Regions from separate parts of the Homo sapiens genome. Here all the other regions are linked to region 4. The links are chromatin contacts, found by Hi-C or POLR2A ChIA-PET in ENCODE. All regions are on one chromosome and are shown on one strand. The core of a region is the stretch at or near the end of the contact, and the rest is flanking DNA. Distances in the headings are between cores, read along the strand shown. Region 1 overlaps PRKCD (protein kinase C delta). Region 2 holds the start of PRKCD (protein kinase C delta). Region 3 holds the start of WDR82 (WD repeat domain 82). Region 4 holds the start of SPCS1 (signal peptidase complex subunit 1).

What was found. Hi-C counts contacts between places; a loop is a spot of excess contacts on that map. ChIA-PET counts read pairs that join two places held with the same protein, here RNA polymerase II (POLR2A). Pooled maps may share reads with other maps.
Region 1: a loop to region 4 is called in a pooled map, with 2.8 times the contacts of the local background. The contact joins the enhancer-like site here to the promoter of SPCS1 in region 4. A Hi-C loop is called at or near these places in 1 of 37 single-sample maps with no recorded cell type and 2 of 50 pooled maps. POLR2A ChIA-PET finds 5 or more read pairs at or near these places in 3 of 52 experiments (GM12878, H1 and activated B cell).
Region 2: a pooled map shows a loop between it and region 4 (7-fold over the local background). The contact joins the promoter of PRKCD here to the promoter of SPCS1 in region 4. A Hi-C loop is called at or near these places in 4 of 37 single-sample maps with no recorded cell type and 8 of 50 pooled maps.
Region 3: a loop to region 4 is called in a pooled map, with 6 times the contacts of the local background. The contact joins the promoter of WDR82 here to the promoter of SPCS1 in region 4. A Hi-C loop is called at or near these places in 4 of 37 single-sample maps with no recorded cell type and 10 of 50 pooled maps. POLR2A ChIA-PET finds 5 or more read pairs at or near these places in 5 of 52 experiments (AG04449, GM12878, PC-3 and 2 more).

Annotation. Positions count from the first base shown.
Region 1 is chr3:53,179,658-53,182,357 of GRCh38, reverse strand. PRKCD (protein kinase C delta) reads right to left here. Exons shown (of 19, transcript NM_006254.4): 4 at 2,582-2,700; 5 at 1,091-1,151; 6 at 752-914; 7 at 626-657. Among named protein-coding and RNA genes, the nearest start is that of PRKCD, 20 kb to the right of the region's middle. RefSeq lists enhancers at 977-1,136, 1,397-1,446. Within about 2 kb of position 1,442, at least 4 of the 41 ENCODE cell types and tissues checked have a DNase peak (open chromatin) inside an H3K27ac peak, as active enhancers do; they include GM12878, where a contact is called at or near this core.
Region 2 is chr3:53,159,956-53,162,655 of GRCh38, reverse strand. PRKCD (protein kinase C delta) reads right to left here and starts at 1,447. Exons shown (of 19, transcript NM_006254.4): 1 at 1,228-1,447. RefSeq lists silencers at 496-725, 996-1,945.
Region 3 is chr3:52,277,322-52,280,021 of GRCh38, reverse strand. WDR82 (WD repeat domain 82) reads left to right here and starts at 1,373. Exons shown (of 9, transcript NM_025222.4): 1 at 1,373-1,821. The coding sequence starts at 1,661. RefSeq lists enhancers at 750-1,381, 1,851-1,950, 2,361-2,440, 2,461-2,510, 2,014-2,646 and silencers at 1,111-1,400, 1,581-1,660.
Region 4 is chr3:52,704,845-52,707,544 of GRCh38, reverse strand. SPCS1 (signal peptidase complex subunit 1) reads right to left here and starts at 1,439. Exons shown (of 4, transcript NM_014041.5): 1 at 1,263-1,439; 2 at 842-901; 3 at 666-752. The coding sequence starts at 1,298. GLT8D1 (glycosyltransferase 8 domain containing 1) reads left to right here and starts at 1,754. Exons shown (of 10, transcript NM_018446.4): 1 at 1,754-2,098. RefSeq lists a silencer at 1,858-2,027.

The DNA of each region.
Region 1 (2,700 bases), core at 193-2,692, 470 kb before region 4:
GAGGGAGGTTACAGTGAGCTGAGATCGCACAACTGCACTCTAGCTTGGGCAACAGAATGAGACTCAGTCTCAAAAAAAAAAAAATTATAGATGAGGAAACTGAGGCACAGAGAGGTTAAGTAACTTTGCCTAAGGCCCTATAGCTAGGAAGTGGTAGAGCTGGGATTCAAACCCAGGCAGTCTGACTCCAGCCTGCGGCGCCTCGTGTATACACCCTCAGGGACAGAGTGTGCTCACACCTGTGTACTCAGAGACACCCACATCTACACAGAAGCACATGCAGCCACTATGTGCCAGTAAAGGACCTATCATTGCCTCTCCGAGGAAAAGAGGCCTGGTGCATGGCCTGGGCTGGTTTCTGCGTGAATACTCTACTGTGCCCAATTGCCATCCACCAACTCCCCGTCACTGAATGCGGAGCTGGGAAGAGATGCGCAGAACTGGTTTTCCAGAGCAGCAGCAAGCCAGCCCCAGCACTCACTGAACTCAGCTGCTGTATCTACACTGGGAAAACTCACGTGCATACACTCTCTGAGCGCACACAGGCACTGGCATACACACAGGCACTGGCACACGTGAGCACACATGGGTACATACGTACAAACTGGCCTGTGGAGACACTTACGCCTGCATTTGTAGCCTTGCTTGTTGAGGCCCCTGAAAGGCAAAACCCAGGCAAAGTGAGTGAGCGGGGACCGGGATCGGCCCCCACTACCCTGCACCACCACCAGTGGGCATGGCCGGTTCTCACCAGACAAAGTCTTTGCACACAGAACAGAAGGTGGGTTGCCCAAAGAAGGTGGCGATAAACTCATGGTTCTTGATGTAGTGGATTTTGGCCTGTTTGATGGCTCCGCGGCGGTTCATCGTTGGGAACTTGGCCTCGTCCTCACTGCGCATAGACTGTTTGCAATCTGGTGACCATGGAGTAGGGAAGTCAGCCCTGGTATCTGGAAGGGGTGGCACCCCTACAGTCCCTCCCAGGGTGGTCCTGGACAGCTCTGCCGAAGGGAGCAGCTTCCCTACACCTCAGTGCTGGCTCTGCCTCTGAACCCGGCAAGGGAGCCCTCCACCCCCAGGGAGTTCTTACCCACGTCCTCCAGGAAATACTGAACAGACATCAACACCTTGGCCTGAGGCTGCAGGTCCAGCTGTTGGGGGCCAGAGGCCAGGGGAGAACAAGGTCAGTGAGGGCAGCCTGGGCCAGGCCAAACTCAGAACCCACCCCCATGGCTGGTCCCCCAAGGCCAAGGCAGCCCCCCAAGGCCTAGCCAGACACTTGTCTGCCCAGTGTGGGCAGGGCCCCGCCTGAGCCCCACTCCTGAGCCCCACCCCCACCCTGTACCCAGGGGTATTATTACATTTAGGGAAGTGAAAGGGTCCAGCCCACACCCAGCCCAGACACATAGCTGGGGAATAGAGCGGGAAGGGAAATTCCCCACCCCTACCCGCTGCAGCTCCCTTAGCAAGGATCTTAGAATGGAGGCCCCTACCCGTGTGCACATGCGGAGAGAGACAGACACACAGACACACTCATCCTCGTGCACACACGCTGCTCCTCCCTCTGTGCCGAGGGCTCCTCATGCAGATTGGACAGTCTCGAGGGTGGGACCTGAGCCTCTATCCCCTCACCTCCCCCAAGACCTAGACCTGGTGACTGATATCCTCCCTTGGGGGAGCGGAGACAGCACAGCCAGAGGCCCCTCTGTGTCCCTGCCTGACTGGCCAAGGGTCAGTACAGCCCTGTGTTAACCTCTCTCCCATCCCAGCCCCCTCACCCCTCGCAGGAGGCTGATCAGAGCCTCCAATGGTCACAGGGCCTTTCCTGGTGGAGACATCTTGGTTACATCCCACATGTAACCCCAGGGGACTTCTGCCAGCACTGGCATCCTGTGGCCACCCAGAACACACAGCTGCACATGGCCAAGTGGCCACATGCTTGTGCAGAGTCTCCATTTCAGCAGGTAAGTAGATGAGACCGTCAGCCTCCCCTTCTCCCACCTCCTTGCTGTTAAAGATCACTATGTTGCCCCCTCAATGGCTGCCAAGGCCTAGAATATATGCGAAGATTCCAAAAAGAACTGGGATAATGGGTGCCTCTGGGAAGGAGGCCTGGTGGCCTGGTGTTGGGGCAGGGACACACCCTTTCATGCAGTTAAAAATGTTTTACTATGTGCATATCCTGCCTTTCCAAAATTAAAAAGGAAAAAGTAGTCACAATAAGGAAGTTGGCCGTCTTTAGCACCTGCTATGTGTCAGGTTCTGCAATAAGCCCTGTACATCCAGCTGCTCCTTTCATTTGAACAACTGACCCTGAGGTAGGCACATTTAGTAGCGCCTTCCCTTAACAGATGCGGAAGCAGAAGCTCAGAGAGGCTGGGAATCTGGTGAATTGCAGAGCCAGGATTCACACCCAGGACATGTTGGCCACAGGGCTGGACTGGTGGCCAGCACAGGGCCCGGTGCTCTTCAGCTGTGCTCACTGACCAAGCCCGCGTGTGTGCACGCACACACATGCACGCATGCACACACACACAGACACACACACACACACACACGGCACGGCTCGTGCGCCCCTTACCCAGAACTCAGCCTTGCCATTGTTCTTCTTGCAGCGCTCGGCCAGCACCGACACACCCACGGTCACCTCAGACACTGGCTCCTCTGCTGCCCGCATTAGCACAATCTGGATGACGCGCC
Region 2 (2,700 bases), core at 198-2,697, 460 kb before region 4:
GTTGCAAAAGACACACACAGAGCCTCAGGACACAAACAGACATACACACATACACACAAGCAAGTCACACATGCGAAAAAGGACACACATGCACAGGCAAGTCCCACAGTGACAGACAGCACAGAAGCTGACACAGACACACAACATACCCACACACCCAGATACCAGTGACTTAGCACAAGGAGACAGCTTCCACGCATACAGGGTAGGCGTCAGAGAAGGGGACCCCCCGCCCACTCACAGCAGATCCTTCTGACCAGGTTTAAGGCGGGGCTCGGTGGGGCTCTCCCCTGCCCCAAGAGAGAGGGAACTGGGGAAGTGGGAGCAGTTCCGATGGTGCTCTCCTTCTGCCGCTCCACCACCAGCCAGGAGGACCCCCCCCCCCGACCTCCTCCCCTCATCTGGTGGAGCCCCCACAACGGGAGTGGCATCTGGGTTGGGGGCGAGTACAGACCGTATCGGGCAGGGGCCACCCTGGGAGGGGTCTCAGAGGGGCGGAGGGGTGGGGTGGGAAGGGGGATGGTGGAGACTGGAGCCACGCCCAGCCCAGAGACGGATGAAGGGACCGAGAAAGACTCTTGAGACCGAAAGAAGAGACAGCGAGGAGGAGGCGCCGCGCGGGTCGGGCCTCCAGGGACCCAGGGGCGGGAGGCGAGGCCCGGCGGGCGGCCTGGCCTGGGCCCCGCGGTAGAGCGGAGAGGCGGCTGGACTGGCAGGGGGCGGCGAGCGTGGGCCGGGGGCGCGGCTCCGGGAGGACGGGATCGAGGGGGCGGCGGGCGGGGGTAGGGGTGTGGGTGGGGGTGGGGCGATGGAGCACGCGGAGGGCAAGGGACGGACGGATCGGGTGGCGAGGGACAGAAGGATCGGGTCTCGGAGAGGCGCGCAGGGGGAGAACACAGAGTGGGTGGCGACAGACGGACGGACACAGGGCCCGGGAGAGAGTCGGGAGGGACGGACGGGCCCCTCGGAGGAGCGGGAGACACACGGGCGGGTGGAGGGGCCGGGAGCGGGCAGACAGAAGGACCTCAGCCCCCACTGTCTAGCGGAGGGACACACAGACGGACAGGGGGACGGAGTCACCGGCAGGTCTCGGCGCGGCGGGACTTTCGCTGACCGCGGCTCAGTTTCTCAGTTTCGGAAACGGGAACTGGGGCGGGAAGGGGGAAGGAAGGGCGCCGCGCCCTCGGGGTAGCCCCGATCCCGCGCCCGGACCCGGCCCTCACTTACCTCCCGTTGCAGGGGCAGGCGCCAAGGGTCGCGGCGGCAGCGGCGGGGGCGCCGCTCCCCGGCGCGCGCGGACGGGGTTCGGCGCGGCGCTGACTGGGATGGGCCAAGCGGCCAGTGAGGTGTGGCCCGGGCCTCCGCGCGGCGGGCGGGCGCCGGGGGTCGCTCGGGAGATGTGGGCTACAGCCGCCTCGGGCTCCGGCGCCGCGGCACACGGAAGTGCGAGGGGGCGGGGCCGAGCGACCTCACCCAGGTGCCGCCGGCCCCGCCCCCGCCAGGCCCCGCCCCCGCCAGGCCTCGCCCTGCCAGGCCTCGCCCCGCCAGCTGCAATCGGGGACAGCGTCCCTCCGCCTCTGCCTGCGCGGGACACCGAGTCTCCCGGTCCCTCTGCCCTGCCTGGCCCTCTTCGCATCCTCCCGCCATTAGCGCGCAGCCAGCCCTCAGAAGGGGCCCATTTTACAGAGGAGGACGCTGAGGCCCGGTGGGGAGGCTCCCTCCGCCCGCTGGGGCCTGGGAGGGGCCGGCGGGGGTTCCCCCGCTCCCCACACCCACGCCCGGGACTCCCCACTGGCCAGCTGGCCCGCCTCTCCTGGCCCCACTCCTGCTCTTCCTGTTGGCTGGAGCTCGGACGCGGCCGGGCGCGGTGCCCGCCGCCAAGCCCGCTGTCCCGGCTCTGCCCCAAAGACTGAGCTGGTTAGACTCCAGGGTCGGAGGTTCTCGCTGGTCGGGCGCTGCACTGCTCCTCAGGCGGTTCTGGGAACTGCCCCTACTCGGACTGGCAGTTGCCCCTACCCCGATTGGCAGTCTTCTGCTTTCCTGCCCCCACCTTTGAGACCTCTCTATTGCTCCTGGCAGGCGCCTGAGCCTCCTTTCCAGACATGGAACTTGGTTGTCAGCCATAACTCCTTCATTCATTCATTCACTCATTCATCTATTCACCGAGTGTCCCCTAGGCTCAAAGTCTAGGGACCAGTTGGGGTTCTAGGGAGTCCATTCCCCTGTCCCCAGAGCTCAGAAAGCCAAGACATTAGCCTTATACTCATCCAAAGAAATGTCACTTCCCAGGAGACAAAAAAGAGGGTTCCAGGTCCTGGGGAACCACCTAGAAGGGATAGAGAAAGTCTAGACAGCTCTTCCCAGCTGAGACACAAGGGATGGAAGTGGGGGACAATCCCTGAGGTGGCCTGAGCTGAGAAAGGGGCTTGTGACAGAGACAGGCCATTGGACTTTGGTCTTCTCACAGAGCAATGAGAAGGTGGTGAAAGCTATTACAACCAGGCAGGATGACAGGCTCAAGGGGGCTCCTGCGGGATAGATGGGGCAGAGGGACAGCAGGGCAGAGGAGAGGCTGGATGGGGGACAGAAGGGCTGCCACGTTGTTCAGGTGGGAGGACCCTGGTTGAGATTGCGGAAGATGGATGGGGAGAAAAGGCCAGACCAGGTGGGTTCAAGGACTATCCTTTGGGAAAGACTTTC
Region 3 (2,700 bases), core at 124-2,623, 430 kb after region 4:
CAGGGGGTTGGGATACAGCCTCTAGTTCTTTCTAGAAAGACCCCAACTGTCCCAGGGTTTCCATTTTGTTTTTTACCATTGCACAGGTCTCTGGATAATAACCTTCCTAATAGCGACTGAAATGTCTCACAGCCTTTCCTCGTTTTTGTTTCTCTTTAGCTAAAGAAAGCAAAAATAAATAATCCCCATCTTCATTGTTGGAAACCCCAGGCAATTAACCTTTTGAGGAGCTTCACACAAGATACAGATCTGTGAAGCCACATAGGTTGGCATTGAGTTTAACCCCTTGCCCAGAAAGTTAAGGTTAGGAAGCTTGGTTCCTATTTTCTGTTCAAATACTGCTTTCCTTTGTTAGAGATAAACTTTCTTTTAAGGCAAATAATCACTTATATGATAGAACCTTTAAAATAATCCTGTTGACTACAAACAGGATAGTGCAACTCTTCCAAATCTTGAATGTGGTGGTGACTGCATGACTGTGTATGGGTGTCAGAACATAAAACTAGCCACTAAAAAGGCTAATTTTTGGGGGGAAACCGTCTGCTCTGTCGCCCAGCCTGGAATGCAGTGGCACGATTTCGGCGCACTGCAGCCTCCGCCTTTCTCAATTCTCGTGCCTCAGCCGCGCCATCATGCCCGGCTAATTTTTTGTATTTTAGTAGAGGTGGGGTTTTGTCATGTTGGCCAGGCTGGTCTCAACTCCTGAGCTCAAGCGATCATCCCGCCTCGGCCTCCCAAAGTGGTGGGTTTAAAGGCGTGAGCCACCGCGCCCGGCCTAAAAAGGCTGATTTTTACTGTACCTAAAGTCTACCTCGATTAAGAAAACGAGGCCGGGTGCGGGTGAGGTCAGGAGTTCGAGACCAGCCTGGCCAACATGGTGAACCCCCGTCTCTACCAAAAATACAAAATTAGCTGGGCGTGGTGGCGCGCGCCTGAGCGAGAGACTCCATCTCCAAAAAAAAAAAAAAAAGTAAAGAGGTCGAAGCTGTCTAAGCGGACGCTGCGGTGGACTAGCGGTCAAGCTTGCCTGCGAGCGGCTCACCTGAGTCACCCCCAAAACCGGCCTCCAGCAGCATACCCGACCCTGCAGTACCCCCTCCCACGCAGCCTGCGATCGGGACGCCTGCAGGAGGCGCCAGAGTCTTCGCGGGGGTTGCAATCCCGCGCAAGGGCCCCCGGCTCCCAAGGCATCCGCAACCTTCCGATCCCCCGGGAAGGCCCTGCACGTCTCGGCCGCTCCCTGCCAGCAGCCCGCCCCGCCACTACACTCCGCCGCGGCCGCGCTGACGTCACCACCCCGCCTCCCCGCCTTGCTCCGCCGTTCCCGCCCCGCCCCCTTTCCCGGCGTGCGCCGCGGCTGAGGCTCCTCGCCCTCAGCTTCTGCCTGTCGCCCCAAAATGGCGGACACAATGAGCCGGCGACGCGCCGGTTGTCCGTGAGGTGGCTGTGAGGACGAACGGTCGGCGAGGCTCCACAGTCCAGGCAGAAGACCCTCGACCAAGCAGGAAGAAGAGGAGGAGGCGGCCCAACTGTTGGCCGACTTCCCGCTAGCCGCCGGCGCGGCGCCCGCCCCGCCTGGGTTGGCCCCTCGGCAGCCCGCCCGCTCGCCGCCGGGCCCCGCCCCGGCCCTGCGCCGCCGCTGCCTTCCCCAGCCGCCGCCATGAAGCTGACCGACAGCGTGTTGCGGAGCTTCCGCGTCGCTAAGGTGTTCCGCGAAAACTCGGACAAGATTAACTGCTTCGATTTCAGCCCCAACGGCGAGACGGTCATCTCGAGTAGCGACGACGACTCCATCGTGCTCTATGACTGCCAGGAGGGCAAGTGAGTGCGGCGGAGGCCCTGGGCCCGAGTCTCAGTGCCTCCCTCCGGTGGCCCAGCACAGGTCCCTCGGCCTGCCCTCCGTCCCGACTTCAGCCCCCAGCCTATTTTGCACGCGTTCCTGCCAGGGCCGCCTCCACCCCGCAGCCGTCCAGGAGACCTTTTATTTTTTTCTTCTTAAAAAAAAAAGATAACGATAGTCATAATTTTATAATATTATTTGTATGTCTTCGGTCTCCTTTGAGCGCTATGCATCACTTGCCAAACCCCACCTTGACCTTGACCTTTAAACGCCCGGTCCGCCCACCCTGGGCCCACCAGGTAGCGTTTTCAGCTCCTCAGGCTGTCAAAGGTGCTGGTCTGCTCCGGCCTCGACGCAGGACTGCAGGGGCTGCTTTTCTGCCTCCTTCGGCAGCGTCAGCTCTCTCTTGTGCTCTCTCCACTGTGACCTCGATTCCGCCCTGGCACTCCGCCCATCCCCTGCCCCTCAGCTTCCCGCGGCCTTTCTGCCGTCAGACCGCGTGGGTTGCACTTCTTAGCTGTCAGGATTTATTTGTTGTGCCCCTTTGAGCCCCCTTGCTTTTTCTTCCTGCTCCTAGCCTTTCTCTTACTCATTCAGACTTGGTGCCCACGTTCATAAGTGAACTTTTCAGCAACATCTAAAACTTCCTTTTTGCCACACACAAACGAACTTGGTCGTCCCATCCTGACCTGAATGTGAGCTTCCGTTAAAACAAAGCAAGCATCGTAGAACAATTTCAGGTTTCCTTTCATACTTTTTTTTTTCTATTACACTTTTTGGTCCACTTTGAATTCCAATTCTGATCATGAAACTTTTATGTTGCCACAAGTCATCTGGAGACCCACCATACCTGCATCTTT
Region 4 (2,700 bases), core at 190-2,689:
TGTGCCACCATCCATGCAAAATACTGTATGATGATGGGAACAGGCTCACTGCCTATACAAATGGCTTTAAGACCTAAAAGAAAGGTGGGGGCCAGGCGTGGTGGCTCTCGCCTGTAATCCAAGCACTCTGGGAGGCCAAGGTGGGCGGATTGCTTGAGACCAGCCTGGCCAACACAGTGAAGCCCTGTCTTTACTAAAAATACAAAAATTAGCTGGGTGTGGTGGTGGGCTCCTGTAGTCACAGCTACTCGGGAGGCTGAGGCAGGAAAATCTATTAAACCCGGGAGGCAGAAGGTGCAGTGAGCCGAAATCGCCCCAGTGCACTGCAGCCTGGGCAACAAGAGTGAAACTCCGTCTCAAAAAATTTAAATAAATAAATAAATAAAAGGTGAAGGGACAACGTGAGCACCATGAAAACTCCTGCTGGCTTTGACCTTAAGATTATTAGCCAGAGTAGCCGCCAAAGGAAATAAGCTGTGTCCTTTTATATAGTTCGCACCATCTGACACTATTTTGGCATTCTACTTTTCCAATGATAGCAAAGGGAAACGCTGTTTGGAAGGATGAGGGAAACGTTGGCTTTGGGTCTCACTACTGAGTAGGTCTAACCAAACCAACCCGACTCACAAAACCCAAGCTGCCACTAATACCCACAAATTTCTTACCAAACATGAAAAAGCAAATCCGGCCATAACTATATAGACAGTCCACCCGAACTGTTCAGCCACGTACCCGTAGATAAATCCAACTATCTAGAGACAAATGAAGTATATTAAACACACTCAAACTGAGGGTTGGGAGGGAGGCGGGGGCGGAGATTAAATGTAAAACCAATACTTACTGCAGAAAAAAGAATAATTCCCTGAAACATCTGTTCAGCTAGCTTCTGGCCCTTGTAATCCTGGGGTGAAGCAGAGGAAAAAAAGAATTGGTTCCACCGCCGAGAACATACAATTCCTGCCCTGACCTCACAACTCTGGCACAGGGTAACCCCAACATCAGGGTCTCCCGCTCTCCTAAGGGCCTGGGCAAGATATTAAATTCTGGGCTTCCCGGGAGGAACTGAAACACCCTCACGGAGAATGGACAGGAGATTCTCGCGGAGTAGAAGAGAAGGGGACCCAGGAGGCAATTCGGGAAAGAGGGTGGACGGTAACCATCCGGGCCCGGAACAGCGCAGCACCGGGTCGGTGCTCCAACATGGGCTTCGAAGCTGCCAGGCACAAGAACGGCGTGCAGAGGTCCCCGGGTTGCGCCCTCACCATCTGCGTGGGCAGCGAGCTCAGATGCTCCAGCATGGCTGGCTGAGGAGGCGGGCAGCTGAGCGCGGGTGGCAGGCTGCGAGGCGAGGGCGACCGAGACTTAAGGACCGTGAGGGGTAAGGTCTGGCACTGCGCGTCAGTAGCCGGGCCTTCTAAGCCCGGGAGAGCGATGGCGGCGGCCCCGGAAGCGGAAGTCTCCGACGGGCCGGTACAGCCCGTGTCCCCGCCCCGCGCCATCGCTAGGCGACGTGCGCTTTTGCCGCGCCGTGCTGCCCGCGAGGGCAGCTGAGGTGGTGGTGGCGGCCGCCTTGTCGAGGCATCGCGCGCCCGTGAAGTGTTCGCCGTCAGTGCTGTTGGGTGCCTGGAGCCGCGTCCCCCGTCCCGAAAACTGTCCTTGACAGTACTTGCGCGGCCCAACGGCCGCCGGCGCCCCCGCGTCTCCATGGCGACGGCCTTTTTCCCTGCGAGGACCCCGGCGGCAGGGCTGCCCCGCGGCGCCTGCTTGGCGCGACGCTCTAGCGGTTACCGCTGCGGGCTGGCTGGGCGTAGTGGGGCTGCGCGGCTGCCACGGAGCTAGAGGGCAAGTGTGCTCGGCCCAGCGTGCAGGGAACGCGGGCGGCCAGACAACGGGCTGGGCTCCGGGGCCTGCGGCGCGGGCGCTGAGCTGGCAGGGCGGGTCGGGGCGCGGGCTGCATCCGCATCTCCTCCATCGCCTGCAGTAAGGGCGGCCGCGGCGAGCCTTTGAGGGGAACGACTTGTCGGAGCCCTAACCAGGGGTATCTCTGAGCCTGGTGGGATCCCCGGAGCGTCACATCACTTTCCGATCACTTCAAAGTGTAAGGGGGGCCCTACTGACCCTTGGAATTTAGGGGGGCTACCCTAGGCGGCATCCACAACAGAGAGAATTCCCTTGGAGAGGGGACCCTGGTGCTCGGCTGTCCCTCTCATCCGCGTAGAAAGTCCCTCATCTGGGGGCTCCCGAACTCAGCCCTCTCACATTGTGGCCGGCTTTACTGACCCTCACAGACCCAGGCTGGGCCCTCCCGATAGAGGCCAGCCAAAGGTTCACTCAGCCTCTCTTTCAAGGCTGGTGTATCTCTAAATCTTAGACCCTCCTCCGTTACCGTCAGCCAGGTGGGATGCCCACGTTTTGGAGAGAAACCGTTCTGAGGAACCCGGGCCTCTGGGTCCCAGCTGGCTCTCCGGCCCCCAGGTTATGTATTCTGGGTTGGCCACAAACAGTGGAATTCTAGGCACTCCCGGGACAGGGTGGGACTGCTGTCCTCATTCATGCAACCAGCAAATATTCACGGCACCTTGTTTGTGCCAGACAGCAGACCGAGGACACGGTTGTTACCAAGACCAGGCTGTTGCCTTGGAAGAGCCCAGAGCGTGTCAAGGGAGACAGCCACATCACGCCAGAAATACATGACAGCTG